Linked DNA regions of Mus musculus: regions 1, 2 and 3 are each linked to region 4. A link is a loop called in an ENCODE intact Hi-C map of the cell type or tissue named here. Cell type or tissue: left cerebral cortex. All regions are shown on one strand. Links, peaks and the distances in the headings refer to the core of each region. The heading gives the core; the rest is flanking DNA.

Region 1 (7,925 bases), core at 1,993-6,992, 330 kb after region 4:
AGTCCCAGGAACTCCCTGAAACTGACCAGATGCCCAAGGTTCCTCTGGCCATAGAGTTATATGAGCAGTAAGAACTGCTTAGGGGACTCAGGTCAACAGAGTTTCCTAGAAGAGCCTCTCCTACCTATTGAGATGTCTGCAAGGCGTACATAAAGTTCTGGGAAACCCTTCCATGACGCAGCTGCCTTGCAGTCATCCTGCTCCTGGGAGTAACCCCAATAGACCCACCAATTCACCAATGTGGCTTCGGGTGGCACTGTTACTTGAGTCTGTTGTGGATCCCCTACTTGGGGTAAACAGATGTCTGATTGTGTCTCCCTAAAAGATAAGTCAATACCAATGTCTCTAGAGGCACAGTGGCCCTGAAGAGGTGGAGGACAGTTAAACTTACAGGGACAAACAAGCACCTGGCATATCCTCAAGACATCAAGTGCTTTCATACAACCTATTTTTAAAATCACACTTACTCATTGCCTGTGTGCGCTCTCGTGTGCACATGTGTGTGTGACAGTGCTTGTGTAAAAGACGGCGGATAACTTGTGGAGGTTGGTTCTCTTCGTCCACCATGTAGATCTTGGGGATCAGACTTAGGTCATCAGGCCTGGAGGCATGCACCTTAACCCCTGAGCCACCTTGTCAGCTCTCGAATGCGTTGAGTCTCCTTACAGGAGAACAATCCTCTAGCTTGAGAGGACCCCGTTACATTCTGACAACAAATAGGGCGAGCTCTACTTACCATGGGCCCGCTCACTTTTTTACCCTTCCTTCCAGGAGGTGCAGACCTGAAAAGACAGAAATGGGAAAGGAGAAGTCTCGTCAGTGCCACTGACCACGCGGCTGACCCTTGTCAGATAGTCGGGTGCGTGTTCCTTGCGGCCTACGGTCAGAGGATGACAACGGTGGCGTGGACGATAGGAACTCCACATAGGAGCTCGTCACAGAACACTGTGCCCAAGCACAGCAGACCAGATCTCCTTGTACTAATTTTTTGCAATTTTCTCAACGTTTTAAACTTCCAGTGGCGATAATGGTGAGGATGGTAAACGTGGAAATAGCATCTAATGCTAATTCACTGTAATGGGTACTGGGTGGGCGTCCCACTCCTGATGGGAGGGAGTACACTAGTACACGCAAAGCAATACATCCACTCTCGGGAGCCTACAAGGAGCATGTCGGGAACACACCATTGCCTCACGTTGCTTGGGATTTTTAGCAGCTGTGACTGTTGACAATATTCATTAAGCAAGGTAGTGGTGGTCGGGGGGAGGGGGGGATCACAGTGCTGTGAGTACAGGGTACCCCACACCATTTTATCTGTGCCAGGCAGCATGGTGACCCTTCTGAGCCTGAATTTTGAGATGAGACCCTTCCCTGAACTGTTTACATGTGACCTGTGTGGGAGTCACCTGGGATGCAGACTGCAGGGGTGTACGTGCAGGAGTTCTCAGTTAGATGGGCAGGGTTTGGGGTGTACGTGCAGGAGTTCTCAGTTAGATGGGCAGGGTTTGGGGTGTACGTGCAGGAGTTCTCAGTTAGATGGGCAGGGTTTGGGGTGTACGTGCAGGAGTTCTCAGTTAGATGGGCAGGGTTTGAGCCTGGGTACTGTCCCAGGAGAGGAAATTCTCTCTGCTGGTTCACGGTGAGTTTCTAAACTGCTGCATGGGACAGCCCAGTCCAAGGAACACAGCTGCCATTTAAAAGAAACTTACCCAAGAAAACCTGACAGAACCAAACTAAAAGAGCCATTGTTCCAGTTGCATACTAAAGTTGTAACAGTTCTGTTTTTTTTTTTTTAACATGATCTGTAATTTTAGACATCTCCATGTCTATAATGTTAAAAAAAAAAAAAAGTTATTTGGAAATACCAGAATTGGTGAAAACAGGGCTGGTGAGATGGCTCAATGGGTAAGAGCACTGACTGCTCTTCCGAAGGTCCTCAGTTCAAATCCCAGCAACCACATGGTGGCTCACAACCACCCATAATGAGATCTGACACCCTCTTCTGGTGAGTCTGAAGACAACTACAGTGTACTTGCATATAATAATAAATAAATCTTTGGGGGAAAAAAAGTTAAAAAAAAAAAAAGAATTGGTGAAAACAACTTTTTTTAAAAACCTAATACCAGGGACTGGGGAGATGGCTTAGTTGGTAAAGAGCTTGCTGGGCAAAGCACAAAGACCTGCGTTTCATCCCAAGGGCACATTTTACTTGAAAAGTCAGGGGTTGGGGAGGAGGGGGCTGCATGCCAGTGGCACACACAGATCTATAAAGCCAGTTCTGCGAAGGCAGATAATGGCATCTCTCCTGCTTCTTGGTCAGCTGGCCTCACCTAATTAGGCAATCTCGAAGTCCACGAGGGAGGATTTGGTGGATAAAAGCTTTTACCACCAAGCCCGAGTTTGGTCCTCAGGATACACAGGATGGTAGATGGGCAGCATCTCCCCAGCGTGGTCTTCTAATCGCCACACCCACACCGCAACTCACGTTTTCCACCCCTACATAAATATTAAACAGAAAAACAGTGGATGGTTCCTGGGAACCCGAGGTTGACATCCGGCGTCCATACATGTACACACACACACATGTACACACACACGTACACACACACAGGTCTCAATAAATGTACAAAGCCCGCTCTCAAGATCCCTGCAAGCCAGTGCTAACCTATATTCATGATACTGGCTGGCTTCCTCTGGGAGCTTGGACCAGTAAAATGTGGGTTTGAACAGCCTATTGTCAGAGGCTAGCCTGGGATATGGCCCCCACCCTTGGGTTCTTGGAAAGAAAACTCTTTTACCCTCTCATGCAGTGCCAAGGCTTAGAAACCCCCGCTTGTGGGTTTTTTTTTTTTCCTTTATCCATCCCTTCACCTAGTGCTGGGGGTCACTCTCCTTCCTGTCCCATCGGGAAGGTCTGTGGCCCAAGTTCAAAGTAGGACAAGGATGTTCGTGTGCTTGCTTCCGAGTTGTGGTGCCTGGTGGTCTCTTCGGGGTTTCTGCCATCTGGGCACAACACTCTGTATAGACTCACCTCTAATAAAAGTTAATCCCAGGTGTACGACCCACACATCCTCCAGCGTCAGCCAATCTTAGTCACTTATGGCTTCCAGCACTGCTTTTTGGGAAGTCAGGGCTGCAGGGAAACCAAAAATTGTAAAATTATAAAATTCCCTACATTACATCTCACAGTTCCTGCCCCAGTACCTGCTGCAAGCAGCCAGCTCCTTCCTCTAAAGGTCATAGATGGGTCACAACTGTGACGGCCAAGAACTGGATGAAGTATTACTATGGTCTCTCCATGAGACCTGCATGCCAGGCAGTTTTGAGTGTTTCACCATCCTTTTTTTTTTTTTTTTCTCTCCAAGTATGCTACTAGGAAGGTCTAATGTCTGTCTTTTGCAGAACACCCAAGATATGCACAGAGAGATCTGCTAGTGCGGCAGGGGCAGAAGCAGAGCCGACTAGGGGGTGGAGAAGGTGGGCGCCGCGGGAGCAGGGAGGGAGCTGCAGAAGGGGAGCGGTGGCCGCAGGCGGAGAGGGGGGCTGCAGGAGGGAGGTGGCTGCAGGAGTGAGGGGGACTACAGGAAGGGAGAGGGGGCTTCAGAGAGGAAAAGAGGGCTGCAGGGAGGGAGGGGGGTAACGAGGGGAGAGGGAAACTGCAGAAGGGGAGGGCTGCTGCAGGCGGGAGGGCTGCTGCGGGCCGGAAGAGGGGGTCTGAGGGCAGGGAGAGTGGGTTGCAAGAAAGGGCTGCAGGACCAGAGAAGGAGATTGAAGGCAGGAGAGGGCTGCGGGCAGGAGGGGAGGGGAGCTGCGGAATGGGAGAGAGAGGGCTGCAGGCAGGGAGAGGGGGCTGCGGGGACGGGGCGGGGCGGGGGCACTGCAGAAGCCGCTCGCGCCGAGGGCCTGCAGGCACCAGGACGCTCCCTCCGGAGCTCGCCGCTGCTCCTTACCTTTCAAACCTCGCTCCTTCCTTTTCACCCGAGACGCAATTGCTGTCGATCTCAGAAGCATCTAGCGGGTCATTCTGGAGGTTCCTGGCTAAAATAACTCAAATCCAGGGGGACAGATGGCTACAGGCTAGCCTGAAGCCGACGAGTTCCCAGAATTCCGCGTGGAGAAACCGTGCGTGACGCTCGGCTCCCTCAGTGGTAACGGAAGTGAGGATGCAGAGGCGCGGGTGGCCGGTCCCGAAGCTAGGGGAGGAGCACCATCCTCCCGTATTGGATTTCCCTGTTGTTTTTCATTTCCCATACTCCCTAAGAAAGTCTTGGACAGCAACGTCTTTACATTGGAGGATGTCTGCCTTAGGACGTATAGGCTTTGGCGCTGGAGAGATGACGTGGTGCGGAGAGCGCTACTAACTGCGGAGCTCAAAACCGTAGTTGCTCCAGCTCCGGAGGACCCGTCGCTCTCTCGTGGCGTCCTCGAGCACTGCATGTACAAGGTACACAGACAAAACATGCAGAGAAAACATCCATAAATAAATAAATAAATAAATAAATAAGTGAGTGAATAAATAAACTTTCCAAAATACTAAAATAAATAAATAAATAAAATAAATCATTTATTGGTGTGTTCATGCATGCGTGGGGAGCGTGCGTGCATGTTATGTGAGACCCCCGAAACTGGGGAGACCTCCGCTCAAGTCCCGGGATGAGCTGGCACCCCAATAAAACCACACCTGATGCAAAACCACAAGAGGCTTTATTGTCAGCTAGCTGAGGACCGCGCAGGGCAGGGGAGTTCGGCCCCCAGAGGTAACAGTAGGGGGGGGGTCTTTTAAAGGAAAAGTGAGGAATTGGGAGGAGTTGGGAGGAGAGTTGGCAACAGTTCTTCTCTGGCGAGGTGGGGGAGTGAGCTATAGCTCCTCTCCTGTGTCTATCTCCGTGTCCTTGGCACAGGGAGCCAAGCAAGGGCCTGGCTAGGTCTTCCTACAATTATCGCATCTCTGGTTGTAAGGCACAGAAAAAAAAAAAAAAAAAAAAAAAAAAAGCTTTTTGCTGGCTATAGAGAACAAAGAGCTTCTTTCTGGCTGTATCCCCAGAGATCGGGGAAAACGGGCTTGGGGGAACGCTCGGGGTCTCACAGTTACAGCGCAAATGAGGAAGTCATAGGACAGCGTACAGGAGTAAATCTCCTTGCAGTCACTATGTGGGTGCAGGGGACCCAACTCAGGTTGTCAGGCTGGGCAACAGGAGTGTTTACCTGCTGAGCCACCTTGCCAGCCCTTGAAAACTCATAAACCCCAGCACAAGAGCCAACTTTTTAAAAGGAGTGAAGATTCAAACATGGTTCAGCAATTTCAATAGAAATAAGAGTAGCAAACATGGACATGTTTATCTTTAGAATTTTTTTTAAAGAAATGGATATAGGCAAATTACCTTGTGGGGGGAAAATGATAACATGTGAGAACTGAACTATCGCATGTTGATGGCAAGAATACAAAGCGGACAGCTGTGTATTTTTTAAAGTTGCTCTTAGAAAAGTTAAATATATTACCATTGATCAACGTAGTAGTAATTCTAGATGTAAATGGCTGGCTGTTTCACAGCATAACCCATTCTCTTAACTCCCTCCTTCCAGTTTCCAGCCCAGGCCCCTTCAAACATTTCTCCCGGCCACTCCTCCCTCAGTTTTCCAACAGCGTAAACAGTCCTTCTCCGGCTTTCCCCATTCTAACCGCTCCAAGCTATAACATCGGCTCTGCCTGTCTACTCAGCTCAGCTTCTCCTGGCTCAGCTGTCTCAGAGTTCCTTCTGTCCCTACTGCCTTCTCCTCTACCCCGCCCCTTCGCTTCTACTAGCTCCGCCCCGGCCCCGCCCCCGGCCCCTTCTCCGCCAAAACTGGCTTTGTTCTCCTTGGTCTCCTGAAGTTTCTCAGTCCCTGCTTCTTTACAAGAAATGATGGAAGCTGTTGCCTATACAGTGAGAGCTTGCCTTTATTTCATTAGCTTGTTTCTCATCATTTTCTTTTCAATCAACTGAGCTCCGTGTTTATTTCACTGACTTTAGACTCAAGTTGGAGATAGTTACTGTGGCCCATAGCTGACTCAGAAACCACTTTTGGCATAAAAATAGATTGATTATTTTAAATATGCAATTCCTTTTTCTTGCTTTCTAATTCTTTTGGAATTTTTTTAAAGATTTACTTATTTTATGTATGTGAGTACACTGTCGCTGTAGCTGTCTTCAGACACACCAGAAGAGGGCACCGGATCCCATTACAGGTGGTTATGAGCCACCGTGTGGTTGCTGGGAATTGAACTCAGGACCTCTGGAAGAGCAGCCAGTGCTCTTAACCACTGAGCCATCTATCTCTCCAGCCCTCTTTTGGAAATTTTTCTGAGACCATATATGAATTAAATGTTGTTTCCTCCTTTAGCCTCTTCAGGAAACTCCATGCTTTGCATCCACTGCAGCTGGCAGACTGAATAAAAATTTTTCAAGTGACTGTCTTTCTCAAGGCTGGCTTAACAGTTTACTGAAGGCATATGATGTCTTAGGCACTGCTTGTGAATATAGGTACGCAATGTAGATATACAATTCAAACATGTACTATTAATTGGGAAGAAATGTATTTTAAACAATTTCAGTAAGTGGTAATTTATTAACCACAAAACCTAACTTGCACAGTAGTGCCGTGGAACACTTTCTGTAAAGGGGAGTAATGAGGATGGTCAAAATCCCACTGAGACACACAACAGAGTCTGCAGCTGAACTAGAAGACCGAGAACAGGAAAGCTCCGTGAGCAACGCTTCCGGAAGAACAGAAAGCATGTGTACTGTAGAAAGCCATGCAATTTGTCATAGACAACAACGCCGACCCTGAGCAGAGAGGCTGGGCCCTGTGTGTGGTGATGGTGTGTTCTGAGGAAGGCTGCAGTGAAGTCACACAGTTGCATCATGGGTAAGAGCTGCCAGAAGCTCCTAGAACCTGTTGAATTCTGAGGTTTTGGTCCCTGGATATGCAGAAAGCTTGTAGTGTTCCTAAATATCTTGTGACTGTCACTTACGGTAATGAAGCCCCACACGGGGTTGCAACCAGCAACATAAGAAAGTGATCTGGTTCCTTCCTTTGAGATACCTCCAGGTCACACTCAACTTTCCCCCGGTTGGTTACTGTCTCCATGTGTTAAAGGTCAAGGTTCTGACTGAAGTCTACATGGCTCCAACTTACAAGGCTTCTCTGCTTGTGGTCTCCCAAGCATCAAAATGCATCCTGGTCCAGTCAAAATACTAATACTACAACTCCCTTGAGAACTCTAAGAGTTGGGACCTTTCAGCTTCCAGTTGAAATATCAAACTATAAAACATTATAGAGTTTGTTTCCCCTGTGAGCCTTCTGATGCAGGCAAATCCTTGCGACCCTCATCCTCTGCATGGGCGCGCTGGTGAATTAGGAGACTTGAGCTCCAGCTGAAACCCTTCCCACACTCCTCACATCTGTATGGTTTCTCTCCTGTGTGAACTCTCTGGTGGGCCTTGAGGTATGAGCTCCAACTGAAGACTTTCCCACACTCCTCACATTTGTAAGGTTTCTCTCCCGTGTGGATCCTGTGGTGGTCATGGAGGTAGGACCTCTGCCGGAAGCGTTTTCCGCATATGTCACATCGATACGGTTTCTCGCCTGTGTGGACTCCACGATGAGCCAGAAAGTTGGAGGCCCGACAGAAGCCTCGCCCGCACTCCTCACATTGATAGGGTCTCTCTCCCGTGTGGGAGCGCTGGTGCGCTTGAAGGTGTGACTCTACAGTGAAGCCCCTCCCACACTCTGCGCACTGGTACGGTTTGTCTTCACTGTGGACCCTCTGGTGCACCTGGAGTATGGAGACCCGACTAAAGGCTTTCCCACACGTCTCACACTTATAGGGTTTCTCTCCCGTGTGGATTCTGCAGTGAACGTTGAGATCTGAACTCCGGCTGAAG
Region 2 (7,925 bases), core at 1,949-6,948, 270 kb after region 4:
ACATCACAGGGATGCAGAGTTTGGGGTTTGCTCTCCTGGTTTCTGTTCTTGCTTAGGTTCAGTCTTTGCTCGCCGGGCTGCCTTTCCTCCCTGTATGATGGATTCTGCAATCTGCTTTTTGATCTTAGTTTTGATTGTACAGAAGGTTACAGTTAAGAGATTCCATGAGTCCAGAAGACACTTTAAACTCTGGACTTTTAAACAGGGTTGAGACTGTGATAGACTCTGGGGACTTTTGTGGTTGGACTGAACACATTTTGCATTCTGCTATGGCTACAAGCCTATGGGGGCCAGGGAGCGGAATGTGGTGGTGTGGATAGGTATGGCCTGCATACACTCATGTGTTTGAATGTTTGGTCCACAGGGATTGGAGAAGCTTGGCAGGGATCAGGAGGAGGAGGAAATGTGTCAGAGTGGGTGGGCTCTGGAGATTCAAATACTCAACCCAGGCTGACTGTCTCTCTCATCCTGCTGCCTGAAGATCTGAATGGACAACTTTCTGCTACCATGTTGGCCTGGATGCCGCTCTGCTCCCTACCACGATGACAGTGGACTACACCACAGAAACAGTAAACAAACCCCAATTAACTGCTTCTTTTCCGGAGTTCCTATGGTCATGGCATTGATTAGCATACACATACACATACACACACGCACACATGCACACACAAACACACTCCACTCACACTCACAAAGAAATGTTTCAAATTTTTAATTTAAAGCACCCATGGGAAGACCAGCAGTCTTAACTGACCTGGACCCCCAAGATCGCTCATACACTGAGTCACTAACCAGGCAGCATACAGCAGCTGATACGAGGCCCCTGACACATATAAGCAGAGGACTGCCTGGTCTGGCCTCAGTGAAAGAAGTTGCACCTAACCTTCGAGAGATTGAAGCCCCAGAAAGTGGAGAGACCTGGTGAGGTGGGGACATCCTCTTGGAGACAGAGGTCGGGGAAGGTATGGGATGTGGAGTGGTCAGGGGCAGACCAGGAGGGGTATGACGTCTTGACTATAAAAAAGAATTAAAGAATAAAAATAAATAAATTAAAAAACAATAAAGTGGAAGCTGGAGAGATGGTTCCGCAATTCAGAGCACTGGCTGCTCTTCCAGAGGACCCAGAGTAGGTTTGCTGCATGCACATGGTGGCTCACAACCATCTGTAAGTCCAGGTCCAGGGGATCTAATGCCCTCTTCTGGCCTCTGTGGGCATCATGAGTGAATGTGGCACAGACACACACGCAGACAAAACACTCACGTGTACATAAAATACAAAATAAGTAACCTAAAAGGGAAGCAGTGGCGTGCAACAGACACACGGGTGTGAACTCTGACATCACCAAGGACACAAGGCCCCGTCCTCACCCACTGCCAGGAGGTTCCTGAAGTTCTCCAGCATCACATCGTGGTACAGCTTCCTCTGAGCAGCGTCCAGCAGCCCCAGCTCCTCCTCGCTGAAGACCACGGCCACGTCCCTGAAGGTCACTGCCTCCTGTGACGGCAAGCACATGCCACCTCAGATCCATTCCCAATGCCACTAGGACCTGAGCAACTGCTTACACAGAGCCTGTTGTCTTAGTTATGGCTTCTATTGCTGGGACAAATCACCATGACCAAAAGGCAAGTTGGGCAGGGAAGTTTGCTAGGCTTACACGTCCATATTCCTGTTCACTATTGCAGAAAGTCAGGATGGGAACTCAAGGAGGGCAGGAACCTAGAGGCAGGTGATGCAGAGGCCATGAAGGGGTGCTGCTTACTGGATTGCTCATTAAGGCTTGCTCAGACTGCTTTCTGGTATAAACCAGGACCTTCAGCCCAGGATGGCACCAGCCACGGTGGGCTGGGCCCTCCCACATCACTCACTAATTAAAAAAAATGCCCTGCACCTGGATCCTATGGAGGCATTTCCTCCTCAACTGAGGCTCCTCCCTCCCTTCTGACTCTAGCTGGTGTCAAGTTGACACACATCACCAGGCAGTACACCTATTCAACCCTTTCCATGGCTAAAGAGGGGATGTGGGACAAAAACGAGAAAACACTGTGGAAGGAACTTGGCGTCATTACTGCAGCTTCGTCACTAGGTCCATCGCTACTAAATGGGAAGTCATGGATTGCAGAGTTAGGGCGCACCAAGCCCTGTGGGGAGTAACGTGCTGACTTACACTGAGACAATGTAATGGAGCTGGCAATGCCCGGCTCCTCCTGGGCAGTACAGCGTGGGTTTACCTTCATCCAAAGCGCTCTGAAACCCATTTCATGAGTGATGACATCACTTAGAATGCTTAGCGCTGAGCAAGATTATGAATTTCAGATTCAGAATCCTTTATTAGCAAAGTCTATGCAAATGTTCCCAAATCCAAAAGTTCTCCAATTTATGAAACGCTTGTGTGCCCAGGAGTATCTGGCAGACGGCACTCAAGTCTGAATCAATCATTAAGCCCTGAGCCCTGTCCATCTAACAGGCTGTACCGGCTGGTTTTGTGTCAATTTCATACAATCTAGAACTTGGCAACTTCTCAATGCCTCAGTTTGCCCATGTGTATAACAGTATCTCCATTCCACATATCCCTGAAGGGATTAAATGAGTCCACCGAGGGACCTTAGACACAATATGATATGCATTAAGCAGCCAATATATGTCCAACAAAACTAACATCATTGTCTGCATTATGCCAATCATGGCCACACAGTGTTCCATAAAGGTTACATTATACATTTATATAACATTATATGTGTATATAATGTTATATATGTTAAATGTTCTGTCCATATACACACAATATATATAGAAGCATTTTATTTATATATATAGTGTTCCACTGATATATACATAATAACTTTAAAACAAAAATTCAATTAAGTGAAAGTTTCAAGAAAACTATTTTTAATCACTTACCAAGGTACCCAAAAAAATTTTAAAGTGTCCAGTTTAGGCCAGAATACAGAGAATCAGGGATACCTGGTGACTACAAATTACGTGTGAAAATCACCACTGTTGTTAACAAAACAAGCGTCTAGTCCCTGGAGCTGAGGGTACTGTGTAGCTGGGGAGCTTGGCTGAACTCCATGTAAAATACCCGTGCATTTGTATTCATGCTGCAGTTTCCTGAATCATGGCTCCTGGGTGCTCAGCGGTGTCTAATAAATGCGCTGAGTTTCAGGGCTGCTGGGGAGTCTCCATCAGAGCACACAGCTCATTCGATCCCAGCTTGTCTGTACACATGTCTGTGTGTCTGTCCTTTCTTCATTCCTTCATCATCTGAGTTGGGTCAACCACAGAAGCTGTGCGGAAGCCAGACGCTCCCTGGTTGTTCAGGATATGAATGCTCAGGAAGTCCAATGCAGGAAGTGAGGGTGAGCAGTTTTCTGTGTGCATGTGTGTATACATGTGTGCATGCATGTGAGTGTACATATGTACACAAGGGTACACATGTATGTACAGGCTACAGCCCAACCTCTGGTGTCCTTCCTCAGGTGCTGTCTAGGGTTTTTGTTTGTTTTGGGAACAGGGTCCTTCCGTGGCCTGGACCTTGTCAAATAGGCTATGGTGGCTGCAGAGCACTTGCTCAGCATGCAGGGGTCCTGTTTCCAATCCCTAGCACTGTGGGGATGGGGGAAGCAACCCGACTTACCTGTAACTTGGTCATTGTTCTCTTCTCTTTGAGACAAGGCAGGGCTCTGGGAAGCAAGCTGGGGGAGGAAGGGCTTCGTGAGAACACTGCTAGGACAGTTGTTCCACATGGCTTCCTCAGCTTCTCCATCAGCCCCAAGGGCTGTGCGCGCTGACCAGGCTTTTCTACTAAGCTCCCGGGTTACCAGACTCACCACATTCTCTGTTTCTGGAAGCTTCAGGAATACTGGGTACTCCTACCTTCACAAAGCCGCCTGTGGTGATGGGTTTTCTAGAAAAGCAATTCTTTAAGCTCTGAACTCTCTAATGAACGCTGTCAAAACTGACCGTCACTCTCAGACGGGCCTGTTAATTTGATGGCTATTTTACACATACTTGTTTCTATACACGGGAGTGAAATCCCTCCCCCTTCCCAGTCCTCTGTCTCTACCACTAAAAGGTTGACATTCTAGTGAAGGTCGCTCACCTGAAAAAGCCTCCAAAAAGTCTCCATTCCCGCGTGCATGAAATAAGGACCAACAAAAACCTGAACCCTTTCTTTAAAAGGGAGTTTTTGCCCCTGCGATATGGCTCAAGGAGTACATGTACTGTGGTGGAGCCTGGTCAGCTGAATTCGAGTCTCTGGACCCCACATGGTGGAGGAGTGACTCTACTCCCACTTTTTATAAGCTGTGGCACGCCCCACTCTTTAAGTAAATAAACAAATAAATAAATGCAAAAAAAAAAGTCACATCAAAACCAGAGTTGCGTACCACTTAAGGCTTTAGGACACTGGCCATCTGTCACCACAGCTCCTCTACCAGGCTCCCATGGGAAGCTAGACTCTCCCCGGGGCTCCAGGAGCAGCTGAGATGGGTCCAGGAATCCCTGGCAGCGCCACCTCAGGAAGAGCCCAGCTAGAGAGAACCGGTCGCCGCCGCAGCCACCACCACTGCCTGCTTCTCCCGGTCCACAGACTCTGTCCCCACGGGACACTCAGGGAACACGGCGGCACCTGAAGGGGCGCGGGACCCTCCACGTCTCCCCTCCCTGGCACACCCGGAGGTAACCATGCCTCCCGGAGCGGAAGCGACCTCGACCTACACAGGCGCCGGAACTACAGTTCCCAGAATGCGTCAGCAAAAGTGCCTGGCTTTGGAGCACATCTAGGACACCATCAGAAACCTTCCTTAGAAAGGTTACACCCATTTGAGGGATGGAGCCATCCTCACATCTCAACATTTTAAACCGTGAAATCTTTCTGTCCAAAGGAAAAACAGGGACAAAAAAATGGAGCAGAGACTGAAGGAAAGACCGCCCCACCTAGGGATCCATCCCACCTGCAGACACCAAATCCCCACAATATTTCTGATGATAAGAAGTACTTACTAATAGGAGCCTGGTTTGGCTGTTTCCTGAGAGGTTCTACCAACACCTGCAAATACAGCCAGCCGTCGAACTGGCCCCGGGGACCCCAATGGAAAAGCAAGGGGAAGGACTGAAGTAGCTGAAGGGGTTTGCAACCCCATAAGAAGAACAATATCAACTAACTGGACCACCCAGAGCTCCCAGGGACTAAACCACCAACCAAAGAGTACACATGGAGGGACCCATGGCTCTAGATACATATGTATTAGAGGATGGCCCCATCTGACATCAGTGGGAGAAGAGGGAGGCTTGATGCCCCAGAGTAGGGGATGTCAGAGGGGGAAGGCAGAGTGGGTGAATAGGTGGAGGAGCACCGTCATAGAGGCAAACAACACCCTCATGAACAACAACTATAGATACTGTTTTCTTTTCTTTTCTTTTTTTGTTTTTGTTTTGTTTTCTTTGTTGTTTTTGTTTTTTTTTTTTCCTAAACAGTTTCTCTGTGTAGCCCTGGCTGTCCTGGAACTCCCTGTGTAGACCAGCTATCCTCGAACTCATAGATCTGCCTGCCTCTGCCTCCCAAGTGTTGGAATTAAAGGGGTAGGCCACCATGACCAGCTGTGGATACTTTTTTAAAACATTGAAGTCCCATATTATACTGTATTATAAAAGCTAAAACTTACTTCACAACTATAAGAACTCGATTCCACAGCAAAGTCAGAGTCCCTACATAGAATCCCCCAGTGAGGGGCTGGAGGAATGACCTAGTGGTCAAACACAGAGTATCTGAGTCAACATTCTATTGCTGTGAAGAGACACCACCTAGGCACTTCTCTCTGCCTCCCTCTCTACTTACCCCACCTCCCCTATACCCTTTCTCCCTCTGTCTCTTTTTCAATAATTTATTGGTTTTTTAATTCACTTTACATCCCAATCACAGCCCCCTCCCTCCTCTCAGCACAATTCTACCCTTACAAATCCCTCCTCCCTCACTGCCCCCCTTTTGTATCACCCTGCCCTGGGATATCTAGTGCCAGCAGAACTAGGCACATCCTCGCCCACTGCAGCCCAACAAGACAGACAGGTAGTGGGAAGGTAATCCAATGGTAGGCAGCAGAGTCAGAGATAGCTCTCTCTCTACTTATTAGGGGACCCACATGAAGACCAAAGTGCACATTTATTACAAATGTGTAGGGGGGGTCTAGGTCCAGCTCGTGCATGCTCCCTGGTTGGTGATCCAGGTTCTGTGAGTCCCCATGGACCCAGGTTTGTTGACTTTGTAGGTTTTCTTGTGGTGTCGCTGACCCCCGGGGCTTGCTAACATCTATCTCTAACTCTTCCATAAGACTCCCTGAACATTGCCTGATGTTTGGCTATGAGTGTGCGCATCTGCCTCCATCTGATGCCGGATGAAGCCTCTGAGGAGACAGTTATGCTAAGTTCCTGTCTGCAAGCATAGCGGAGTATCATTAATAGTGTCAGGGGTTGGCTCTCTCCCATGGGATGGGTCTCAAGTTGGGTCAGTCATTGGTTGCCTGTTCCCCCAGACTCTACTCCGTCTTTATCCAAGTACGTCTCGTAGGCAAGACAGATTTTGGATTGAAGGCTTTGTGGGTGGACTGATGTCTGCCTCTCTCCTATGGAAGTCCTACCTCCCAGTACAGGAGGTGGCCACTTCAGCCTGGTTCTATCCCGTTCTGGTAGAAATCTCAGCTAGGGTCACCCCTATAGACTCCCCATATTTTTGCCATCCCAGGCTTCCAGCTAGTCACCAGAAATGCCACCCACCAATTTCCATTCTCACTCCTAGACCTTTCCCATCCCCATCTTCTCCCCATACCTGGTCACTATCCCTGTTCCCCTCTTCACCCCCTCTCCTACCCAGTTCCCTCTCTCCATCCACCTCTGATGACTATTTAGTTTCCCCTTCTGAGAGAGAGTCACACACCCTCCCGTGGAACCTCTTTATTACCCAGTGTCTTTGGGTCTGTAGATTATAACATGGTTATCCTGCACTTGGTTAATGTCCACTTATAAGTTAGTACATGGCACATGTGTCTTTCTGGCTCTGGGTTACCTCACTCAAGTTCCATCCATTTGGCTACAGAATTCATAATGCCTTTGTTTTTAATACCTGAACAGTATTCCAAAATTTCCTTATCTATTCTTCAACCAATATACAGCAAGCAAGTAGCCAGCATCAAATGAAAAATGGAGCGAAACTTAAAGCATTTCAAGTAAAATAAGAAACACGACAAGGTTGCCCTTTTATTCTCACTATCTATTCAATATAGTACTTGAAATTCTAGACCAAGCCATAAGACAAGAGATCAAGAGAATACAAATTGGAAAGGAAGAAGTCAAAGCACCACTATTTCCAAATGACATGATACATAAGCAACCCCAACTATTCTCCCAGAGAACTCCTACAGCTGATAAACACCTTCAGCAAAGTGACTGGATACAAAATTAACTAAAAAAAAAAAAAAATCAGTAACCCTCCTTTATACAAAGACTAAACAGGCTGAAAAAGAAACGAGGGAAACAAAACCCTTTACAATAGCCATAAATAATATGAAACATCTTGGTATAACTCTAACAAAGCAAGTGAAAGACCTGTATGAAAAGACCTTCAAGTCTCTGAGGAAAGAAACTGAGGAAGACCAAGACAACTCTTGAAATAGAGAGCATTCATTTGTGGGCAGGTTTAGAGTTTCAGAAGCTTAGTCCCTTACATCACAGCTGGAAGCATGGCAGCAAGCTCGAGCCAGCCAGCTTCAAACATATGAACCTTTCAGAGCCATTCTCACTCCAACTACCACATTCCACTCCCTGGATCCCATAAGCTTGTAACCATAACATACTGCAACAGTTATATAAACTATAAGGTATGCGATACACTCATAACTTTCAGTCCATCAATTTTGTCAATTTATATACACTA
Region 3 (7,925 bases), core at 1,067-6,066, 320 kb after region 4:
ATCTCTTGACCTTAGATGGGAAGAAATAAATTTAAAAAAAAAACAAAAAAACAAAAAACAGGTAACTTGTATTACTGGTCCCACTACATGGTCACAGCTCTAAAACAAGCTGAGACAAAAAAAAAAAAAAAAAAAAAAAAAAAAAGTCCCCGTCCATAATTTCAGCTATGCATAGTCAATAAATTTTGTTGGCTACAAAAGTCCCCGGAACTCATCATACCATTCTTTATTATGGCATGGATGAAAATTTATGTCATATTTGGCTATACAGTCCAAACCAACTGATAAAGAAAACATATGCTATCCACCTGCTCATACAAAAAAAGAGAGAGAGAATCCTATGTAGCTGATATGTGCACATTGCACATTCCAGACATGTGTTAATGCAAAATGTATATTATTTGTGAAAGGTTACATGTTTACAGAACAAAGAGACCAGTGAGTCAGTGAGTTGGAGTGGCCCTGACAGGATTCATCCTGGAAGATGCTGAGAAGAAGGCTGAAATGCTGAAACATGTTTATTCCAGCATCCTGTTTGATCCAACCTTAGACTGCTTTAATAGCTGTTTCATCTAAATTTGCTTTCCAGGACAGCCTCAAAGAAAGCTGCTGACACCAGATGACCCCAATTGGTCCAGCCTCGCAGACTGTCCCAGTCAGGACTTCATTTAAGTCTGCACTTTCACAGCATACAGAGACTAGACTGGACAATATAGCCATTTTCTTGAGCACCCCCAAAAGGAAAATGAAGCCCCCAGAGAGCAGGAAGCAGTTTTAAGAGAAAGATGCCCCATTTTCCAAAACATAGGGGGTGGGAGTTGGTTGTTCGTTGGGTGATGATCATTGGTAAAGTGGGATTGGTTACAAGTTATTAATGGTCTTTATCAGGAAGGAAACAAGGTCTCGGATATTAGACCCGGGGACTTCTCTCTTTCTTATCCTACATTAGGGGAAGAGGGGGAAGAAGGTATGAAAAGGAAAACGGGGGGGGGGGGGATTTAGGGGTAATAGGTTAAAAGGGTAGATTATTAAATCTACTCTTAAACTATGGTGCTTCTCTTAGGCAAAAATCTTATATTGGTATAGATTTTGTACATTGATGCAAATTTAAGATTACAGCATACTATGTATATATGCTTCAACTTTTACTTAAGGTATTGTTCCTATGCAATTCCTTTTTAAAATGCAATGTGAAGTTCTAGTCCTTGAAAGTTGCTATTACAAACTGTTTGGGATAATTAAGAAATGCTAAATGTTAAATACTAGTTTAGTTAATTACAGAAATTCTTCCTAGGTTAAACAGATAGTACATAGCTAGAAAAAAAGCAGTGCGGATATACTGAGATAAATTGTCTTCAAAAACCTCGGAGAGCTATAGAATATGACATTTAAAGATGCTTTGTTAATAAAAGGCTCTTTTTGATACAGTCAGGTCTGCTTCTGGCAGTATCTCCACTCTATTTCAGAGATGGTGGGTCTGTCTGGAAGAATCTCCATATGGAGTTTGCTTCTTATGTGGCAAACTAGGCACTGCACAAGAAACTGCCCTTTGTCAATGGCAGACAAAACTCTGTCCAAGCTGGACAAATGGGATGTAGGGAAGTCAACTGCTGAACTTTGCCAAGACAAGGTAAGCAGTCCCTCGTAATTCCTGCTTTACAGAAAAGTCTGTTAGACATACTGGTAGCCAGAAGGCTGGAGACAGAGATGCTCTAACACTTCTGAAGAACCTTAGTGGCTGTCCAGGCAGCCAGCTGTCTCTGTCACGTCTATAGTGTTGGAAGCTGCTTGCTCTGCATTTCCTACATACTCTGGTAACATTTATTGCTCCACAGATCTCTGATGGAATGGAAGACTAGATAATTATAGTCCCACACATTATCTTAGTGTGCTTAGGATTAAAAAGTGTTTTTAAGTCTAAGCAGATTTTTTTAGGTTGATAAATGCTATCTATGATTAAAAAATGACTTAAGTACAGATTCTGAACTCACCAAATTAGCATAGATAGTAGAGTGCTTTCTCCAAAGTTGTCAATTATAAATGGACTGAACATTATTTTTTTTAATATTTTTATTTTTATTTTATGTGATTTGGTGTTTTGCCTGCATTTATTTCTGTGTGAGGGTGTTGGATCCCTGGAATTGGAATTGTAGGCAAATGTGAGCTGCCATTTGGTTTCTGGAAATTGAACCTGGGTCCTCTGGAAGAGCAACCAGTACTCTCTTTAAACAACAACAACAACCAAAAAAAAAAAAAAAAAAAAAAACCCAAAAAAACCAAAAAAAAAAAACAACCAAAAACCAAAAAAAACAAAACAAAAAAAAAAACTGTTGGGTTTTTTTTTTTAGATTTATTTATTTATTTTATGTATGTGAGTACACTGTTGCTGTGTAGAGACACACCAGAAGAAGGCATCAGATCCCATTACAGATGGTTGTGAGCCATCATGTGTTTGCTGGGAATTGAACTCATGACTTCTAGAAGAGCAGTCAGTGCTCTTAACTGCTGAGCCATCTCTCCAGTCTTGAACTGGACATTATTAATGCAATTCTTACCTGATAGTTTTCATAATTGTTTCAAAAATGATCTTATTGTATATAGTTTATTGTTATAAGAAAAAGAGCCCTTTATTGGACTAAAAGTGGGAGACACAGGATGCTCCCTTGCATACTGTGTGAAAGCATCACTTGTCAATTAAAAAACGGATGGCCTATTAGCAAAAGGCAGGAAATAGAACATGGCAGTTCCGGCAGAGAGATTGGGACTCTGGGAAGGAGTCAGAGGTGGGAGATTCTCCCTGGACTCTGAGGAAGTCAAACATTTAAGACTGAGGAGAGGTAGCTAGACTTGTAGCAGACTTAGAATTGAGTGAATGTGTTATTTAGGCATACAAGTTAGATGGGGGCAAGCCAAAGCCTATGACCTAAGCATTTATTCACACCTAAGTCTCTGGGCCATGATTAGGGAACTGGGGAGTGGGTGGAAAAGCCCTCAGTTACAGATTTCTTCACAGGCTCATTTGTCAATACATTTATATTTATATTTATATTTATATTTTATTTTATTTTATTTTATTTTATTTTATTTTATTATTTTATTTTTTGCCAATGTATCTTCAAAGCCCCTTCCTGTTTCAGATGTTTACATCATGCCAGAGTTAAAGGAGTTCATTTCACTGCAGGAGTGGTTTCTGGGTGAGGTTCATCTATCCCTGATCTCACTGGGGATGTTTTTGTTCTGTTTGGTACAACCAGGTCTCACTGTGCAGCCTTCTGTCCTGGACCTTGCTATGGCAATGAGCCTGACTTAAAATCACAGATGCAACTACCTCTACCTCCTGAATTCTGGGATCAAAGGCATGCATCACCGTGGCTGGTCCACAGGGTTTATTTTTATTTTATGGATGGAGATCACAAGTTTAGGAACACACCCTTGAACAGGGCACAGGGCTCAATGATAGAATCCTTGCTTAGAATCCACCAGTGGTGGCTGGGGGCATGGCTAACATTTGAAAGGCCCTGGGTTCAATGCCAACATCATCTCGAAAAGAAAGTTCTAGGGACTTGAGAAAAGGCTCAGTGGTTAAGAGTTCTTGCTGCTCTCCCAGAAGACCCAGGTTGGGTTCCAAGGGGCGCACAAAGAGTGGCTCACAACCACCTCTAAGTCCAGGTCCGGGAACTTATGCCCTCTTCTGGTCTGTGAAGGTACTACATGAAAAGAAAATCTTCCTCGATTTCTACTGGCCTTAGGGAAGTTGTAAGTTAAAGTCTGAGTTTTAGAAACAGAATAGCTCTCTGTAGCTGTGGATGGGAGGTCAGTATCTTTTGATTGAAATTCTAGAGCTAAACATTAGAATAATAAACATTAGAATAACTGAAAAAAGAATTAAAACACTAAGTGCAGTCACCAAAATATTGTCAATGGAAGAGAAAATGAGTGACCAGGCAGACAGCATGATAGAAATCACTAAATCTAAACCACAGAGTTTAGACTGAAAAATTATTGCCAAACCAGAGGTGGCGGTGCACTCCTTTAATCCCAGCACTTGAGAGGCAGAGGCAGGCAGATCTGTGTGAGTTCAAGGCCAGCCTGGTCTGCAGATCAAGTTCTATGACACTCTACAGAGAGAAACCCACTGAGTTCCATGACAGCCAGGACTATACAGAGAAACTCTGTCTTGAAGAACAAAATAAAAGTGGAAGCCATCATAGAGGCCTGAGAGGCCAGCGAGCGCTTCGGCAAGTGGAGTACTTGCTCTGCAAACCCGATGGTCTGAGTGCAATCCCAGGAGTCCATGTTGCAAACCCACAAGCTTGCCCCTGCCCCAGCATAGACGGGCAAATAAAGTGGTAGGGAAAGCCAGGTGTGATGGAACCCACCTGTAATCCCGGTATGTGGGAGCTGAGGCAGGAGTGAGCCCATGAGTAGCCTGGAGTCCAGGTCCAGCTTCTCCCAGCTGCAGTCCGAGGATGATTTAGGGGCCTTGCTCTGCCACACTCCCCCTGTTGTCTGAAAACATAGGCTGTCAGCAAGTCCCAAGAATCTTCTCTCTACATCTCACAGCACTAGGGTTATAGACCTGGCCACACCCAGCTTCTTACATGGATAGTAGGGATTCGAACTCAGATTCCCATGGGCTGACTAGAGCTCCTATCATACTCTTCACACGTGTAGGGTTTCTCTCCTGAGTGGACTGTCTGATGAGCATGAAGAGCTGACCCCCCAACAGAGGCCCTCCCCACACACATCACATTTGTATGGTTTCTCTAGTATGGACTCTCTGGCGGGCTTGAAGATGCGAGGCGTGACCGTAGCCCTTCCCACGTTTCACATATGAATCGCTTCTCTCCGGTATGGACATTCTGAGGTTCTTGAAGGTTAGAAGCCTGACTGCAGCTTTCCCCATGTTCTTCACAGGTATAGGGCTTCTCCCCTGTGTGAGCATCTGTATTTTGGATAAAGCCTTTCCCACATGCTTCACATGGATCTCTCTCCAGTGGGGACTCTTGGGTGGCACATTCATAGTGAATTATGGCTGAAGCCTTCGCCACACACACATCACATTGGTGGGGTTTCTCCCCAGTGTGGATCCTCTGATGTATGTGAACATGTGTACCTTGACTGAAGCCCTTACCGCATTCTTCACACCTATAGGAGTTTTACCCCAGTGGACCCTCCGATGGACCCCGTGTGTGCCCTCTGGTGGTACTGGAATATTGAGCTCTGACTAAAGCTTCTGCCACATTCTTCACATCTATAAGGTTTCTCTCCTGTGTGAGTCCTGTAGTCACAATCAATGCTGATTGAAGCTCTTGTTGATGAGACCCTTGCTCTTCCCACAACTGTCACGTCTATAGGACTTGCCTTCTGTGTCACTGGTCTGGTAATCAAAGAGACTCTGTTGAAGTGGTCTCTGGATTGATCTCATGTCTCCGGTTCCTCCCCTGGGTGTGAATGCTGACTAAAGCAGCCCTCTGATGATAGGCAGTGTGGTGAATGGAAAGCCCTGAGGCACGTACTATGCCGATACGGTTTCCCTCCTACAGGTGATCCCTGACTAACAGCGTCATCAATGCATCTGTCACATTCACGACACCTGTGGGGTTTCTGCTCTTTTTAAGTTTTAACCCACTGGCAGGATGATGGTTTCGTCACACCTGCAAACCCGTGCCGCTCACGTTTCTCACCGAGTGGCTTGTTTCTGCTCTGGATCTGTGACTCATGCAGGTACCTATTTTGACAATAACTCTGAGTTCTCGAGATTAAAAAGTCTTTGTGTTCAACACGGCTGGAGCTATCTCCTTTGTGATTCTTTATATTGCTCCCATTTTCAGAAACCCAAATGGAATCATCTTGCAGTAGTTGAAAGTGCTTCCTCTGAAGATACCAGGTCAATGCCCATGCAAACCGTTTCCAGATCTGCCAGCAAGACTGCTCTTCCTGGGAAAGGTACCTTAGTGCAAATCTCTGAGTCACCATCTCATTTTTTCCCCTGCTGCCTGTAAAAGAGCCGTACTGGAATGTTAGTGTACCAGGATCTTGCCAAGGACCTAGCAACGGCTTATGTCACCATCTGCCGCCATCCACTGCTGCATGTAAAAGGACTGCCTGCGCATGCACTCTCTGCTTCCACCTGTTTCCATGTGTTCTGGGTCTCTCTCTCTCTCTCTCTCTCTCTCTCTCTCTCTCTCCCCCCCCCCCCCCCCTCTTTCTGTCCTTTTCTGCAACCCAGCCCTTCTCCGCACTCATGGCCCAGCAGGTACCCCTTCATAACACAGTTAATGGGGAAACTCCACATTAAGGACATGGGGTGAGACCTAAGCAAGCCAGTATATAGGTCACTCGGCCTTACATTGTTTATCATTTCCTCAGGTTTTCATTGAGTTGGAAGCAAGGTTCCTGACTCTCAAGTGTACAGTGTGACCCATTTAGAGGCATATGTCTAATGTATACCGTGAATGCTATGAGGCCTGTCGAGATGGCTCAGCAGTTAAGAGCACTGACTGTTCTTCCAGAGGTCCTGAGTTCAATTCCCAGCAACCACATGGTGGCTCACAACCATCTACAATGTGATCTGATGCCCTCTTCTGGTGTGACTGAAAACAGTAACAGTGTACTCATATACATGAAATAAATAAATAAATCTTAAAAAAAAAAAAAAAAACCACGAATCTTCCAGAAGACCTGAATTTTATTCTAGTACCTACATAACTCCCTGTAACTCCAGCTACAGGGTCTCTAGCTCTGTGGACACCCACACACATGTGGCCTGTAAACACAAATTTTTAATTAATTTATTTAAAAATGAAAAAACAGCTGGGCAGTGGTGGCGCACACCTTTAAGCCCAGAACTCAGTAGGCAGAAGCAGGTGGATTTCTGAGTTCGAGGCCAGCCTGCTCTACAGAGCAAGTTTCAGGACAACCAGGGCTACAAAGAGAGACCCATAAAAAGACAATACCAAGTTGACTGCAGATGACAGTACTGTCTGGTCTACCCTGGCGACTGGACCCAGACCCTGTCATGGTAAGAAGTATTCTAACACCGAGCTACATCTCCAGGTCCAAAGTGGGATTTTGTATTTCGGCTGCTCCTGCATTTTTATTAAGGCTCCTGTAACAGAAACTTAGATCTCAACAGTTGCCCATTTTACTAACAGCTACTATCTTTAAGTCCCAGGCATGAGGGTTATGGCAGCTCAGCAGCACCTTTTCTTTATAAGGAACTGCCACAAAGCCCCGATGGGGCCTCGATCCCAAAGTCCTCCACATAACACTTGAAACAGGTCAAGGTTGCAACTACAGCTTCCTTGTAATTAGCAGCGCCCGGAAACACTGACCTTAAAGAGATAGTCTTTCTTTTGAAAAATGATGAAAAGAATTCACGAAACAGGCCAGTGAGATGGCTCAATGGGTAAAGGTGCCGCCTGCAAGCCTGGCAGCCTGAGTATGATGATCCCTGGCTCCTCACAAGGTAGAAAGAGGGACTGCTTCCCAAAAGGTACCCCCTCATCTCCACACATACGCCATGACATGCCTACACTAATGTGCACCCACTGATCTCCACACATATGCCATGGCACGCCTATACTGTGTGTGCTCCCACATACACACACATGCCATGACATGCCTACACTGTGTGTGCTCCCACATACAAACACATGCCATGCCATGCCTACACTAATGTGACATGCCTACACTAGCATGTGTGTGCTCCCACACACACACACATGCCATGACATGCCTACACTAATGTGACATGCTTACACTAACGTGTGTGCTCCCACATACACACACGCCATGACATGCCTACACTAGCATGTGTGTGCTCCCACACACACACACATGCCATGACATGCCTACACTAATGTGTGTGCTCCCACATACAAACACATGCCATGCCATGCCTACACTAGCATGTGTGTGCT
Region 4 (7,925 bases), core at 1,050-6,049:
TGAACTTAGGGCCTTTGTGGGTGACCTGATCTGGGTCCTGAGAACCAAATGCAGGTAGGTCTCTTCAGGACTAGATGACATTCTGGACTCCAGAGCCAGCTCTCCAGCCTGGACACTGTGGGTGTTGGAGTGTCTGTCTGTTGTCTTATGCACTCCTCTAGAACCTGATTTTCTTGGTGCACTGGCTCTCAGTGTGTGCTGAGATCAGAGGAGAGGATGGTTGTTCTTTCCAAAGAGCAGCTCTTACTGTCCGTGATCCCTTGTTTTGTTCTATCAGTTTGCACTTGGTTGCTGTCAACCTGATCTATGTCATAGTTTGTGTCTACTGCTTTAGAAGGTGCTTTGCTCTTCTCTTCCAAAGCATTCCAAGAACCTGACTAGATTGTCTGACATGTTTCTGACATTTTTCTTGTCTTTGGAGGTAGGAATTTATAGCTGTAAAATTCTCTTGGTCTTGACTTTAATATTTTTTTTAATTTCTCATGACAAGTTTGTTTCTAGCCAAATCATAGAGGGCCTGATGACGGAGCAGGATCTGAAGGCCTGCTACTCTACTGAGTAAAACTTCTCCACTAACTATAAGATGATGACCACTCTGAGTGAAGGAAATTTTTTGGTGGTAAAACTGGACTTCCATGTCCCCACATTTACTACTGTGTCTGCAAAAATTCTCCAAAATACCAAGTATGCCTTGGTCATCAGAAGGGAAGCCAGGATTATGAAATCCCTTAGCCATCCTAACATTATCAAGCTGTTTCATGTGGTCCAGAGAAGAGAGGCTACCTACCTGGTGATGGAGTATGCCTCAGAGGGAGAGCTACAAGATCGCGTCATCAAAGTGGGGTCTTTAGAGGAGAGCGAGACTCGAAGGCTGTTTGCCCAGATAGTACATGCGGTGCAGTACTGCCATGGCCATCACATTGTCCACACAGACATAAAGGCCAGCAACATTTTGATCGACTGCAGGGGAAATGCCAAGCTGTGTGATTTTGACTTGGCTGCTGAAGTGATTCCTGGGCAGAAGCTGGCCGGTTTCTGTGGCACACTGCCCAGAACTCCTATATGCAGAGGAATATCAGGGCCCCCTATGGATATCTGGAGTTCCTCATAGTGGCTTGGAGCTTGCCTTTAGAAGGCAGACCATTGTGGACGAGAGGCAGCAGATCAGGAAGGGCTGACCTCACTGCGTCTTGCTCAGAGGAGAGGACTGAGGTGCAAAACTGCCCCCAAGCTGTATGTGAAACAAGAGCCCCGTGATTTCTTTTCCAGCCTGGATAAACATAACAGATTGTTCTATGGGAAGTGTCTCTCCTTTGCTCCCTGTTTCTTGCAGGGAACATGATCTTCTTCACAAGGTTAACTTCTCTCCCGAGAGAAGTTTCCTGAGCCAACCTGTTCCACCTGCCCCAAAATGGGTTCCCAGGTAGAGAATGAGGCCCGCAAATGTCTCTGTGAAAGTCCTCTAGGGAGCAAACTCCTGCCAACTTTTACAAACCCCCACACAGCCCCATCTCCCTGCAAAAACCATCGCAGGTTACATTGCTTCAGTCCTCAGACCCAACACAGAGCAAAGCTTATGAAAATACAGCTGTGGAGTGTCTCCAGGGGTAACTGTGCCCTCTCTCTCCAACAATTCTGCCCTCTAATTCCTCACCTCCTGCCTCTCTATGCTTGTTCCTTCCAGGGTCTTAGTAACAGGATTCCAGACTCAGCACCACAGGCCACAGTAGGAGGGAATGACAAGTGTGAGAACCATGGTCAAACTAGAGACCTTTATGATAGGACATCACCCTGCTGTACTCGTGTAGCCCTGCCTCTTGTCAGCTTCAGTCCTCTACCTGGAGTCTGCAATCAGCTGGACACATCAGCAAAGTTTCTTCCAATTCTTTGAGTATTTGCACACTGCTTGTTATGGCCCAGGTAAACAACCTTGCATGTCCTTTGAAATGGCTTCTGGGAAGCTTTCCCTGTTCCTCTCACTTTCACACTGGTAAGATGTCATCTCCTGTGTTCTTTCTCCCTAGACTGTGACAATATCAGTCACAGCACGAGGCACACAGAAGCCTGTGAGACTGACATGGATGGTCTGTCCTACCAAATGTCTCCCCTATTTTGAACACAAGATAACAAGGCTCCTGGCATAGTCATCCTGCTCGGATTTCTGCTGAGTTCAACAGTATGTCCCTACAGCATTCTACTGTTCTGAAACACATTCTTGTTTATTATCTCCACTGCCCACTGAGCAACATTAAGCTCTCATAAGACAGAATTTTTCTCCAGCCCCAATCTGAGAAGAGAGAGATGTCTTATTCTACTCTGAGACAGGAAGAGCATCATAGGACCCTATGTTCCTGAAGCCACAATGCACAACTCTTTGAAAGTTCATTTCATGAGTTCTGTGTTGGCCTTAGCTACTGGAACAGGCTGAGCTACTCAGACAAAACCAAGGAGGACATCTCAGAGACTCTGGCCAGACTGGCTTGGAGAGCTAGAATCACATCATCTTTCCTTGCCATCAATTCACTGGCATGTGGAACCCCTGGTGAGTCTGTGTCTCTGTCTCTGCTTCTGTCTCTTCTCGTACATGAACAACTTCCATGTAGACAGGTCTCAATCTGCTTTCAGAAAGTGGACACCAAGGTAATCATATAAAACTGAAGATGGTCTTAAGAGGCAAAAACACACACACACACAAAATAACATAACATTTAAAATCACACTTGATGGAAAGTGACACACAAAATTAAAACCCAACAAACAGCCGGGTGTGGTGGCACACACCTTTAATCCCAGCACTGGGGAGACAGAGGCAGGTGGATTTCTGAGTTCGAGGCCAGCCTGGTCGTCTACAGAGTGAGTTCCAGGACAGCCAGGGCTATAAAGAGAAACCCTGTCTCGAAAAAAAAAAAAAAAAAAAAAGACCAACAACCCTAACAAGAACAACAAAGGTCGAACTCCCCTGCCCTGCACGGCAGAGGGACTTCGTCCTCAGCTAGCTGATAATAAGACCTCTTGCAGTTTGCATCAAGTGTAGTTTTCTCTCAAGATGTTGGGGTGTTGGCCAGCTCATCCTGGGACTTGAGCAGAGGCCCAGCAACGGGCCGGGATCTGTGGCCTACCCCAGTTCTCAGAGACCCCGCTTGGAGATAGGATCCTATCTTTGTCTATATCTTTGTCTATATCTTTGTCTGCCGGCTGTGTTTGAATTCTGTATTCTCGGTTTGCAGTCATCCGCAGCTCGTGAGAGCAACGAACTCCCTGTCTGGGATGGAGGGGTGGGTTACTGATAGACGTGTCAGGAGTAACCGGCTGCCACCCTGGGAGACATCCCAGGAGGTCTGAGGGAGCTCCGGGGACGCCTGGAGATTTCCCATCGGGGTGCCAAGTGAGAGTGTGCTTACTCGGCTGTCTGATTGGGTCCTGGTCTCGGTTATTGTAATCTTTTTGTGTGTATATCTTGTTTCCCTGTATGTGACTCTGATGATGGGACAGACTAGTAGCACTCCCCTTGGACTGACTCTCGAGCATTGGACTGAAATTAAGACTAAGACTCACAATCTGTCTGTAGATGTCAGAAAGATTTTGGAGAACTTTCTGCTCTATGGAATGGCCAGCTTTTGATGTTGGTTGGCCACCAGAGGGCACTCTTGATTTGATTGTGATTTCTGCCGTTAAACATGTTATGCAGAGGAGGGCAAGGTCTCAACCAGATCAAGTGCCCTACATTCTCATCTGGGAAAATTTAGCACATGACCCCCCATCCTGGTTGAAGCCTTGGGTTCAAAAGAACAAGCCAGGATCCCGAGTCCTGGCTCTCTGCCACTCAGAGAAAAAACTAAGATAAAAACTGTGGGGGCTGAACCACAGCCCTTGGCTCCTCCCAGGATCTATCCAGAGATAGAAGAACCTCCAGAATGGTGTAACACCCTACCCCCATATCCCCAACCAGTCCCCTCCCAGATCTTTCAACAGGGGGCCACTGGAGACATAGGGGAGGGACCAGCTGCTGGAACCCGGAACCTGAGGCCAGTGAGCTCGGAGCCCAGAGGGACCAGACTCAACCACCATGCTGCCTTTACGTACTTATGGCCCTCCTCCAACAGACCCCAGACAACTGCAGCCCCTTCAGTACTGGCCTTTTTCCTCCTCTGATCTCTATAATTGGAAGGCAAACCATGCCCCCTTCTCTGAAAACCCCTCTAGCCTTACTAATCTAATGGAATCTCTCATGTTCTCTCATAGGCCTACTTGGGATGATTGTCAGCAGCTTATACAGGTTCTTTTCACCACAGAGGAGAAGGAAAGGATTCTGCTGGAGGCAAGAAAGAACGTGCTGGGGGCCAATGGATGGCCGACACAACTTCCGAATGAAATAGATGCAGGCTTCCCTCTGACATGTCCTGACTGGGACCCTAACAGGCCTGAAGATAGGGAGCGGTTGACAGTTTTCTGCCAGGCTCTGGTAGCAGGACTGAGAGGAGCTGGCAGGTGCCCCATCAATTTGGCCAAGGTAAGAGAGATCCTACAAGAGGAAAAGGAGCCCCCAGCAGTGTTTTTGGAGCACCTCTTAGAAGCATACAAGCATTACAATCCCTTTGACCTTACGTCAGAGGGCCAGCAGGCGGCGGTGGCCATGGCTTTCATCGGGCAGTCTGCTTCTGACTTAAGGAGAAGGTTACAGCGTCTAGAGAGTCTGCAAACATTATCCTTGCAAGATCTGGTTAAGGAGGCAGAGAAAGTGTACCATAAGAGACAGACTGAAAAAGAAAAAAAGGAGAAAGAGAAAAGAGAGAGGCTGAGGCAAGAGAAAGTAGACGAGATAGAAGGCAAGAAAGAAATTTAACTAAGATTTTGGCTACATTCGCAGGTGATAAGGAAGTTTATAGAAAAGGTAGAGAAAGTAGGCAGAGAGGAAGTAGGCAGACAGGGTACCTGGGCAACACAGGGCCGAGAAGACCTCAGAACTCCAGAGGATTTTCATGACCACCTCTAGATAAGAACCAATGTGCATACTGTAAAGAAAAGTGACACTGAGCAAGAGACTGCCCCAAGAAAGAGACAGAAATTGGTTTTTATTCCCTGAAATATGTACTCTGATGTCTGAAGCACACTTCCATTTTTATTCAGATACGTGGTTCTTTCTACTTTTGTTGGTAGGAATAATATTGCTACGGTGGTTTTAGAGTTTACATTGTCTTGTGTGTAAATCAGATGGAATGGAACTCAGGGCGGAACCCATACTGTCTTTTACTTCCTGTGGATCCTGCTGCCTCAGTTCTTCCTTAGGTGCACTTTAATGCTGTTAGCATTTGTGGTTTACTCTGGGTCTCATATGTCCCAACAGGACACCTTTTACCAAAGATGACCTTGAGCAAGATCCTCACCTTCCTGTCTTGACATCAACAATGCAGAAATATCATTTTTGAGCCACTCTGCCCTGTCAAGTATCAAAAGTTCAAGTCCACTGTAGGGAAGAGTAAGTTCCATGCTGAGTGGTATCCTATTTTTAAAAGGACATGCACATTTTAAATATATGGAATTTCAGATTTATGGCCTGTATCTGGGGAGGTATGTGTTGGGTACAGCGTCACAGTGCAACAAAAGGACCATGTGAAAACAAGAAAAGGCAGTGTCCTTGTGTCCCCTTAGGCCTGGTAGTCAAAAGAGGCAGATGTGAGAGTTTGCTGGTCTGAGATCACTGACATCCCTGCCTCAAATATTAAGGTGGAAAAGCATTTGAATAATATTCCTGGTCTACATATTTGAGGACAAACAGACACGTACAAGAAGAAACACACATATACACCCCACACTGTGGTCATGTATGTATGCATCATGAACAAATGAAGTCCTTATTTATAGCAGTATCTATAGTTTTCCAACTTTGTTATTATATTTTCCTCCTCAGTACAGACTGGCTAAACTTCATATTCATGTCATTTTTTTCTTTGCCAGTGATCATGGATTTAATTCCCCTGGTGACACAATATCAGGCCTTTCGTTTTGTGAAGAAATATTTATTTGTTTTATTTATATGAGGACACTCATATAAATTTTCTTCATAAAATGAAAGACCTGATATTGTGTCACCATAGGAATTGAATGCATAGGATGTGAGTCACCATGTGGATGCTAGGTATTGAACTCAGGACCTCTGGAAGAGCACTCAGTGCTCTAAGCTGCTGAGCCATCTCTTGAGGACCCTATCAGGTCCTTCTACTGAGGAATTCTTTCTTTTTTCTCTTCCCTTGTTTTGACCCCAGGTTTCTGTATGCAGTCCAGGTAGCCAAGGACTGGTGATGCTCCTGCCCTCTGCCAGCTGAGGTAGGAGATGGAGCTTTGCATGTCTTAACTGTTTGTTTGTTTGTTTGTTTGTTTGTTTATGTATGTATGGAACTGCGAATGACCTTGAGTTTTAAATTCTGTGTCTCCCCTAACAAATGTAGGGATTACAGAATTTCCTTCAAATCCTAGTTTATCTGGTTCTGGGGAAGAAACCCAAGGCTTCCTGCATGCTGGGCAAGTGCAGTTTCACCTGAGGAGTCACTCTGTAGATCAGGCTAACCTGGGACTCACTATGTAGCTGGGGATGACCTCAAATTCTTAATCCTCCTTCCTCCACAGTCCTTTTACTGATTTACATGTCTATATCAATGACACTCTTGTTTTCTTGTTCTCTTTCTCTCTCTCTCTCTCTCTCTCTCTCTCTCTCTCTCTCTCTCTCTCTCTCTCTCTCTCTCTCTCTCTTCCCCTCCCCTCTCCTCTCCTCTCCTCTCCCTTTCTTTCTCCCTTCCTTCCTTTCTTTCCTTCCTTCCTTCCTTCCTTCCTTCCTTCCTTCCTTCTTTTCCTTCCTTCCTTGTTTTCTGGATGACTTCTTTTTCCTACTGAGAATATTTGCAAGTACTACCAACATGAGCTGTACCTGGACTTCCCTCCTCTGAAGCTGGTGAGCTGTAAGCTGGTTGGAGGTGGGGGAAGGAGGCTGTTCCAGTCCCATGACATCTTAACCAAGCTCAGATCAGCATTCAGCAGTTTTCAATCTCTGTGTAGCCAGTTGGCTTTGCACATGTCTTCTGACTAGCAGCCCTTGAGCTGACCTCATTTAATTTCTCTGTGCATCAGGGTGGACAGAACAGGAGGTACAAGCCAATACAAGCCTGAGCCAAAACATGCAGCTGAGGAAAATTGTCAGATGGAGCTTCATGCCCACTATTTAAAGGTTTAATCCCCTCACCCCTTGGGCAATAACACCTGACTCACATTTAGCCAGTTCTAAGGAGTTTGTTGATTTTAATTAAGACCAGATATCAGAGCTAGAGTGATGGAGTACGCATGTCATTTTAGGACTCTGGAGGCTTAGTAGACAAGAGATTAGCCTTAAATTAAAAGCTAGCCAGGAATGTATAGTTAGCAATAATCTAGCTTTTCTGACCATGTGAATCTTTAAAAACAACAACAACCAGATTAGTGCTATAGCTCAGTGTGCCAAGCATGCAGGAGTTCCTGCATTCTTAGCCAGCATCAAATCAAATGAGGTGGTTTATGGCCAGGAACACAGGACTAAGGGGTAGAAACAAGTGAACCAGGCACTCAAGGTCATCCTCCACACAGAGAGTTTGAGGCCAGTCTAGAAGGTATGACACTCTATTTAAAAATAAACATCATCCCACCCACCCCTCCCCCAACTCTTAATGCCCAAATCTGAGAAAAGTGAATTGGTAGCAAAAACAACCACATATTCCCTGTGAATCAGAAGTCTCTTCTGTTACAGATAAGAAAACTGGACATCCACACGTGCAGTAATTGTTTCCTGTAACTTATATCTGGAAAAGGATTTAGTACTGTCCCCTGTGCACAGTACTGCAGAGCTGTGAAGTAAGTACTTCTGGCTGGCCCTGTGGGAGGCATTGAAGAGCAGTGAGTCC

The links. Hi-C counts contacts between places; a loop is a spot of excess contacts. Peaks named below come from ENCODE experiments on the same cell type or tissue, not always from the same donor. Only the 100,000 strongest peaks of a DNase experiment are listed, where the experiment ranks them.
Region 1: a loop joins it to region 4, with 17 times the contacts of the local background. A loop is called at or near these places in 10 of 42 quality-filtered maps.
Region 2: a loop joins it to region 4, with 5 times the contacts of the local background. A loop is called at or near these places in 5 of 42 quality-filtered maps.
Region 3: it touches region 4 in a loop (10-fold over the local background); 22 of 42 quality-filtered maps call a loop at or near these places.

What each region holds. Positions count from the first base shown.
Region 1 is chr7:24,295,243-24,303,167 of GRCm38, forward strand. It overlaps Zfp61 (zinc finger protein 61), which reads right to left and starts at 4,307. Exons shown (of 7, transcript NM_009561.2): 1 at 3,951-4,307; 2 at 3,032-3,133; 3 at 2,331-2,496; 4 at 737-782. The coding sequence starts at 739. It overlaps Zfp94 (zinc finger protein 94), which reads right to left. Exons shown (of 6, transcript NM_001199321.1): 6 at 6,462-7,925. The coding sequence ends at 7,313. In left cerebral cortex, for the core only: CTCF peaks have their summits at 4,416 and 6,181 (motif pointing right); DNase peaks (open chromatin) are centred at 3,462, 4,255, 4,805, 5,133 and 1 more place; H3K4me3 peaks cover 2,599 bases; H3K27ac peaks cover 1,688 bases.
Region 2 is chr7:24,232,983-24,240,907 of GRCm38, forward strand. It overlaps Zfp109 (zinc finger protein 109), which reads right to left and starts at 4,616. Exons shown (of 4, transcript NM_020262.3): 1 at 4,101-4,616; 2 at 3,636-3,693; 3 at 1,369-1,495. The coding sequence starts at 3,650. In left cerebral cortex, for the core only: a CTCF peak has its summit at 4,549; a DNase peak (open chromatin) is centred at 4,718; H3K4me3 peaks cover 1,250 bases; H3K27ac peaks cover 697 bases.
Region 3 is chr7:24,282,650-24,290,574 of GRCm38, forward strand. It overlaps Gm51471 (a long non-coding RNA gene), which reads right to left and starts at 4,499. Exons shown (of 2, transcript XR_003946726.1): 1 at 4,380-4,499. It overlaps Gm51469 (a long non-coding RNA gene), which reads left to right and starts at 5,578. Exons shown (of 3, transcript XR_003946724.1): 1 at 5,578-5,727; 2 at 5,835-5,949; 3 at 6,373-6,664. It also overlaps the pseudogene Gm18126. In left cerebral cortex, for the core only: CTCF peaks have their summits at 3,693 (motif pointing left) and 5,173 (motif pointing left); a DNase peak (open chromatin) is centred at 6,045.
Region 4 is chr7:23,964,565-23,972,489 of GRCm38, forward strand. It overlaps the pseudogene Gm5324. Among named protein-coding and RNA genes, the nearest start is that of Vmn1r181, 15 kb to the right of the region's middle. In left cerebral cortex, for the core only: a CTCF peak has its summit at 3,623 (motif pointing right); a DNase peak (open chromatin) is centred at 3,625.